Linked DNA regions of Mus musculus: all the other regions are linked to region 3. Evidence: chromatin loops called from intact Hi-C (ENCODE). Cell type or tissue: heart. All regions are shown on one strand.

What was found. Peaks named below come from ENCODE experiments on the same cell type or tissue, not always from the same donor. Only the 100,000 strongest peaks of a DNase experiment are listed, where the experiment ranks them.
Region 1: it touches region 3 in a loop (3-fold over the local background); 25 of 42 quality-filtered maps call a loop at or near these places.
Region 2: it touches region 3 in a loop (8-fold over the local background); 23 of 42 quality-filtered maps call a loop at or near these places.

Annotation. Positions count from the first base shown.
Region 1 is chr7:44,316,926-44,319,425 of GRCm38, forward strand. Shank1 (SH3 and multiple ankyrin repeat domains 1) reads left to right here. Exons shown (of 25, transcript NM_001034115.1): 7 at 2,152-2,319. Among named protein-coding and RNA genes, the nearest start is that of Shank1, 7.9 kb to the left of the region's middle. In heart, a CTCF peak has its summit at 1,172 (motif pointing left); no DNase peak of the experiment used is centred here; H3K27me3 peaks cover 1,522 bases.
Region 2 is chr7:44,484,295-44,486,794 of GRCm38, forward strand. It overlaps 5430431A17Rik (RIKEN cDNA 5430431A17 gene), which reads left to right and starts at 223. Exons shown (of 2, transcript NR_131001.1): 1 at 223-693; 2 at 796-1,119. In heart, no CTCF peak of the experiment used is centred here; a DNase peak (open chromatin) is centred at 1,017; H3K4me3 peaks cover 217 bases; H3K27ac peaks cover 301 bases.
Region 3 is chr7:44,261,461-44,263,960 of GRCm38, forward strand. It overlaps Gm15517 (predicted gene 15517), which reads left to right. Exons shown (of 3, transcript NM_001384596.1): 1 at 1-74; 2 at 152-211; 3 at 329-431. The coding sequence starts at 60. The coding sequence ends at 340. Among named protein-coding and RNA genes, the nearest start is that of Gm15517, 1.3 kb to the left of the region's middle. In heart, a CTCF peak has its summit at 1,443 (motif pointing left); a DNase peak (open chromatin) is centred at 1,501; H3K4me3 peaks cover 702 bases; H3K27me3 peaks cover 1,940 bases.

The DNA.
Region 1 (2,500 bases), 55 kb after region 3:
AGCCCCTGCTGCTTGGGGAGATCATCTCCAAGCACAGCTTTAAAATCGCCCCTCCCTTCATCCTTCCTAGCCTAGCACTTCACCTCCCAACACACACATTCTCTCGCGGACAAATCCAGACCCTTCTCACACCTAAGATGCAAAGCACACCTTCCAAAAACCAGATGTGGAGGCACAAGCCTGGCATCTCAGCACTGGGGAGGTAGAGGAAGGAGGGTGAGGGGTGTAAGGTCTTGATAGCCAAGATCTGGACACACACATACATACACACACACACACACTACAGAGTGAGTTTGAGGTTAACGGTGGCATCATGGCATCATGAGACTCTCCCATCAAAGAAACAAAAGGTGCTTTCCCAAACAAATTAGCCCTTTGTGCCCAGAAAAATGCACAGAACAAATTAGTATGCAGTGTGTGTGTGTGTGTGTGTGTGTGTGTGTATGTGTGTACATAACAGGCACATGCATGTGGAACCTATGAGCAGGCATGTACAAGTGTGGAAGCCAGAGGATAACCCCAGCTACCAATTCTCAGGAACCAGTCACGGTATTTCTCCAGATGGGGCTTTCACTGGTACTCAGGGCTGCCCCATTAGGCTTGTCTGGCTGGCCAGCAAGCCCCAGAGATCCACCTGCCTCTGCCTCTCCAGCATTGAGACTGCAACCGTGTGCCACTTTTTGACATGGATTATTGAGACCAAGCTGGGGCCTTTATGTTTACATGACAAACACTTCACTAACTGAGCTGTCCACCCCCCACCCACCCACCCCCACCCCCAGCCCCTGCATACAGTCTTATTTTAAAATATTCTTTTTTCTTCTGTCTCTGTCAGGTCAACTGATCCCTCTTTAGGCATAGGTTAGGATAGGCTGATTCCAAAGACTGAGACACACCCATATTCACAGACGCCCCGGTTCACTGATGACTCCTCTTTTCACAAACACTTGGCACGAACAATTGCTGTTTATAGCCAGAACCAATGGATATTGTTTGCATTTTTGTCTGTCTGTCTGTTTGTCTGCGTGGTTTCAGATCTTTGCTATCAAGCCCCTTAACCACTGCTCACATCAGGCTGTCTAGTTTTAAATTAATTAGAATGGAATAAAATTAAAATCGAACTTCCTTGGACTCAACAGCCAGCCAGGTACTCATCGCCCCCCTGTGGCCACCATGTTGGATGACACCACTGGGGACAGTTCACTGTAGTATCCTGCTGCACAGAGCTGCTATGGGCTCTCTGCACAGGGACAACTGTCACACTTGTTCTTATACAAGCTTAGATTCCTCCCCTCTCTGCACCCTTCCTCTCTTTCCCCTAGAACTCCCACCCTGAAGGATGCTGGCTCGACATGGGTTCACCCCAGTCTTGCCTTTCCTAGTCTTCTGCCCTGGGTGTCTATATAGCGCTCCTGCACTTGACTGGGGACATTCTTAACACATAGACCTCCATCCTTCCATCTGTCTTCCCTACAACTCTGCCATGAATTAAGACGCCTTTGGTCGTGGACATCCTCCAGTGGCTCATCGAGAGTCACCCACTAGAGAAAGGTTGAGCTGCATGTCAGAGCGGGAGGGTCCTGTGACGCCATCTGCCTTGTCTTCTCATTGTTCTTAACGGCTAGGACTAGTGCAGATTGGGCAAAGCCTGGCTCAGAGTCTACGGACTACCAGAGGGGCTGGAGAGATGGCGTAGTCAGTGGAGTCTGTGCAAGCATGAGAACTTGAGTTCAACCTCCAGCACCCAAGCAGAGAAGCAGAGCGTGGTGGCAGGTGCCTGTAACCTCAGTGCCAGGGGGCAGAGATAGGAGGACCCCGGGTCTCACTAGTCAGCTGTTCTATCTGGATCCATGAGCTCTAGGTTCACTGAGAGGCTCTCTCAAAAAATAAAGTGAAGAGCAATTCAAGAAGACACATAGCATTGATTCCTATGTGCTAGCATTCACATGTGAGTGCATTCATGGGTGTTCACGCTTGCTCATGTACACACACACACACACACACACACACACACACACACACACACTCATTGAAGCAGAAACGAGACAGATATGAGCCTGTATGTGTCATTCAAGGCTTACCTCCCTACCAGCCCCTTGAAACTAGAGCTGCTATCTGACCTTTCTTCCTGAGTTCTCTGTCCCTCCTTAGGCACTTCTGGACCTTGGGGGCTCCCCCAACTACAAGGACCGACGAGGGCTGACCCCCCTGTTCCACACAGCTATGGTGGGGGGAGACCCCCGCTGCTGCGAGCTACTTCTGTACAACAGGGCCCAGCTGGGCATTGCAGATGAGAACGGCTGGCAGGAAATCCATCAGGTATCCAGATTCAGTCCCAAGTACTGGGGAGAGCTTGGATACCTGGGCTCTGCAGCATCCAAAGGGATGGGATATCAAAGAGATGGCAGGTTTCCTTACAGAGAGGGGAGTGGAATTTCCTCAAAGAGGAAAAGGCAGAAAGAACTCCAGGAATAGATAAATGGATGAGGTTGGTTGCTTG
Region 2 (2,500 bases), 220 kb after region 3:
TGCCACTGTGTGAGCTGTAGTGTGGGTAGAGGCACTGTCACTGTGAGGGCTGTAGTGTGGGTACAGACAGTGTCACTGTGTGGGCTGTAGTGTAGGTACAGGTACCTGCCACTGTGAGGGCTGTAGTGTGGGTACAGGCAGTGTCACTGTGTGGGCTGTAGTGTGGGTACAGGCACCTGCCACTGTGCAGGCTGTAGTGTGGGTACTGGGACTCAAACTCGGATCTTGCTGCTTACATAACAAATACTTCATCAACAAACCTGTCTCCCATTTATTTCTCTTCCTGTCTTTCTTCCATCCTCTGGCCTTTGACCTCTCTCCTTCTTCTTCTCAACTTCTTTGCCTTTCTCCTCCGCACCCTCCTTCCCTCCCCTCCCTCCCCAGTTCTCAATGCTGAGAGCCTCTAAATGGGTTCCTCTCCTGCTCTCCCCAGCCCCCTGCCTTGGTGCTGTGAGGTCCTCAGGCCCTGAGAGGGAGGTGGGTCACCAGCAGCCACAGAAAGTCATGGCAGTAGGTTGATCACCGGAAGCATGGCTAAGACTGAGTCCAGGTGTGGCTCAGGCTTTGTGACACTCTTTTTTTTTTTTTTTTTTTTCTGTTTGCCCTGGACACTGGCTGGAGGAATGAGGCCTGGAAGCAGGAAGCAAAAGATCAGCTCGGAGAGAAGGAAGAGTGCTGCCCCAGACACAGCGGGTAAGAGCCAGAACTGTGTGCAATCCTGGGCTGGCCAGCGATGGGCTCTGGGACTCTTGTGAGATTGATGAAGGCTGATGAGGCTGCTCTGTCCCCTGCCAGGTGCCCCATCTTCTTCAGGCATCAGCAATGAAAGACCTCGGCTGACTTCAGTTTTCCAGATGAAAACATCTGTACACCTGCAGGACACTGAAAACCTGCAGCTGCTAGGACAGAGGCTTCTTAGGACTCACCTGCCTTGGAGGACCAACACTGCCCAGCATCTGCCATCTGTGTGTTTGGAAAGGAGCTAATGGGACTCTGTCACCACCTGCTGGCATGGAGTGGAACTGCAACCCAGCTATACTAGGCACTGCAAACTGTTCAAAGAATGGAGGAGTGGTGGGTGGGTATGGAAAATTCTGTAGAAATAAACATGTTTACTCCTAACACAGTAACCTTCACAGCAAGTGCCTGAGACAGGGCCTCCTCATTCCGCCCAGGTTGACCTTGAACCTGATCCTCCTGCTGCCTCTTCCCAGTGCTGGAGTTACAAGTCTGTGCAATCAGGCCTGGCTTCAATCAGATTCTGACAATGGTCTAACACCTCTGCATCTCATTCACACTGAGTCACTCAATGAATGAATGTCTACATTCCAGGGAGAGGACCCAGGTGGACCAGGGGATAGAATGGAAAACAGGTCTTTGATTATGCAAATTTCTGCAAAAAAAAAAAAAAAAAAAAAAAAAAAACGGAAGGTGGGTGCATGCCACAATTAGGGTTTCTATCACCGTGATGAAACCCCATGACCAAAAGCAAGTTGAGGAGGAAAGGGTTTACTCAGCTTACACTTCAGCTTTGTAGTCAACTACTGAATGAAGTCAGGACAGGAACTAAACAGGGCAGGGACCTGGAGGCAGGCGCTGATGCAGAGGGCATGGCGGGCCCTGCTGACTGGTGTGCTCGCCATGGCTTGCTCAGCCTGCTCTTACAGAACCCAGGACCACCAGCCTAGCCCACATCAATCATTAATTAAGAAAATGCAGCTGAAGGTGGTAATGCAGGCTTTAATCCCCACACTTGGGAAGCAGAGGCAGGAGGATTTCTGAATTGGACGCCAGCCTGGTTTATAGAGTGAGTTCCAGGACAGCCAGAAATACAGAGAAACCCTGTCTCGAAAATAAAAATGCTGCTGGCTTTTCTCAGTTGAGGTTCCCTGCTTTCAGATGTCTCTAGCTTGTGTCAAACTGACATAAAACTAGCCAGAAGAGTGGGGGATAGCTAGAAGCCCAAGAATGGCCCCTGTTCTCATCAGAATGTTCCCCTAAGGGTAAGAAGCTTCCAGAATTTCAGGAGCTACAATGGGCAGCAGAGTCCCATACAATATTAAAGCAGCTAAGGACAGGCTAAATGCCAGCCTGAGGCTAGAAGCCAGGAAGAGGACCCTTTCTGGGGAACAGAGAAGGGTATCTATGCATGGGGTAAGGAATGAGGGATAGCCCAACCCCTGATCTACCTTCATCTTATGCCTAAGGCCACAAGCTGGGGAGGGTCCAGGAGAGGACCAAGGGTTAAGCTGGAACCAAGTAGGTAGACAAAGTAGCTGTGACAGAAGGATGGGGGAGGGGGGTGCCTGGTGCACTAATTATGGGTATCAAATGCCAGGCCAGGACAAGGCGGGCTGGGACTTTGTTCTGTAGGTCCTAGAAGCCATGAGGGGCAGCAATGAGTTCAGCTATTGTCAGCCCAAGATGTGATGGACAGTAGGTGAAGAAGCCATGGGTGGGAAGGCCAGGGAGAAGCCACACTGAGGTCCAGGAGGAAGCG
Region 3 (2,500 bases):
GTCTGACTCCGAGGTCTGGGTGAGGGAGGCCAAGTGCTGTGCGGCTAGGACCCATGGCTATGAACTTGCAGGAAGTGAGGACAGGTGAAGGGGCTGGGGCAGAGGTGGGGGGAGGGAGGGGAGGGAGCTGACTCCTGACCTCCTCCCCCAGAATGTGACCTTGGCCATGGCCGTGTTCACCATCCTAGCCTCCATCTACTTCTTCAACAAGGTGAGGGGGAGGCGGGATGAGAGGGCTCTGTCTCTCCTGTCTCTCTTCATTTGGCCCTGGAGCTTTTACTATCCTGAGCTGCCACGTGTCTACATTGTACTTCTATCTCTGCTCTAGGCTCAGCAGTAAGAAGGCATGACGCCCCACTCCACCAGCTTGGCCCCCGCCTGCTCTGCCATTGCGCTGGCCTCTGAGATCCAATAAATGTAACAGCACCAGACCAAGGCTCCCTGCTCCCTAAGCCCTGCTCCCCACAACCATGGATCTCAGCAGGAAGATGAAAAGGAGAGACCTGGTCCCTAGATCTCAGGGAGGAGGCTAGGGACCTGTCCCTCCAAGTCTATGGGAGGAGGCTGGGCCCTGGACCTCTGAATCTGAGGGAGGAAGCTGGGTCCTGGACCTCTGGGTCTGAGAAAGGAGACTGGGTCCTGGATCTCAAAATCTGTGGGAAGAGGCTGGGCCCTGGACCTCCAAGTCTGTGGAAGGAGGCTGGGCCTTGGATCTCTTGCATCTGTGGGAGGAGGTTGGGCTTAGAGTCCTATGTCTGTGGGAGGAGTGCTGGAGCTTGGACCCCTAGGTCTGAGGGAGAAGTGGGTTTTGAAGAATGCGTAGGAATCTTTAGGTCACATGAGTATTTAAGGGGCATTTCAGCTGTGAGTGCCAGGGCACAGAAAAGAACTTCCAGGGCCCAATTCTCCATCTGGCACTAAACAGCTTGCTCAGGACTTCAGACCTGTCTCTCTGAGCACTCCTACCCAGCAAAGGTGAAAATCTGTTTAAAGAAAGGCCACACTAAGGATTGCCAGAGATCAAAGGTGTGGGCAGATGTTGCGACTGTGTGTAAAGAGTCTGGATATAATTCCTTCCCTGGTTATCTTAAAAAATGATAATATTTCTTCCTTTTATTTTTTTCTTGTCTTAGCAAACTCCTATTCAACTGTGATCACCTGCCATCAAATCCCTTTCCAATAGAAGTGTCCAGAACCCCAAAATAGAGGAGATCTGTTAGCACACGCCAACCTTCCTGCCTCCTCCAACCTCCCCAAAGTGAAAAAAGAAAAATCATTTGTATGCTCTGGGTCTTCGGGAAAAGGACTAGAAATTTCCAATCACGAACAGATTTGTAAATCCGTTTAGTTCAGATCCGCGCAATTTTAGTGGGTTACAAGCAAACTGAGACCAAGACGAACTAGCGGTCGCGCCCTCTGTTGATCAGAGCCAGTAACAGCACCCTTTGTCCTCAAATGCAAGGACTCCTTGTACGCAAAACCAGAAATGGCCGCATGGTGGCGGTGTCAGACTATTTTCCTAGATTTTAATTGGCAGGAGACTGAGACTCCTGCCTGAGCTCTCAACCAGGTATTTCCCAAGCATCCACCTCCTCCTGTAAATAGAGTGGCCTCTCCCTCCCTGCACCTCCCTACCCACATGGCTCACACCAGGCCCTTCTGCTATACCCTTAGCCCCGTAACTCAAAAAAACGGCTGAGCAGCCGCACCCTAACGGCTTTTCACCTGCTGTGCCACACACTCCGAGCGGGCTGAGGAGCCCTTTGCAACCCCTAGTCTGCGAGTCCTCCATTGAAAGCTTCCGGAGCAAACCTTCCTGCCTCACCCCGTCTCTTCACTCTCCAGGTGGGCTTGGCTGTCAGCGGTTTTTCAACCGCGGAACCAAGTCAACCTTTGCGCCCTCCACATCCCTCCTTCCCCCAGGGCTTGACCATTTATGTGGTTTCTGAGTCCTCAGGGAGCTATCAACTTGGCATTTTCTCAACCGCAGTCCAGCGGAGATGGATGTGTCTCGGGCCGGCGCTGTGGAGAGCCACTGAGGGCTTTGTCAATTCCCACCACTGGGCTTGGGGTGGGACGGAGCATCGATTCTGCTCTGAACGTTCCCCAGGGTGCTATGAATGGGCAGCTGGGGTTCTGAGGCGGCTCCTTTTTGTGAGGAAGCTGAGCGCTTCGAATGGGTAGCTCTGCTGCCCGGGAAATTCTTTCACAGACCTTCACTCAGACAAAGATGGGATTTTTTTTTTATTATTATTATCACTATGCTTATTTTTAAAAGTAAATACTTGTTTTTGTTTTTCGAGGCAGTGTTTCCCTGTGTAGCCCTGGCTGTTCTGGAACTCACTCTGTAGACCAGGCTGGCCTCGAACTCAGAAATCCACCTGCCTCTGCCTCCCAAGTGCTGGGATTAAAGGCATGCGCCACCACTACCCGGCTAGTAAATACCTGTTATATGCCAGGATTATAGTATGTGCTTTAAAGATTATAATTTAGTTAATCG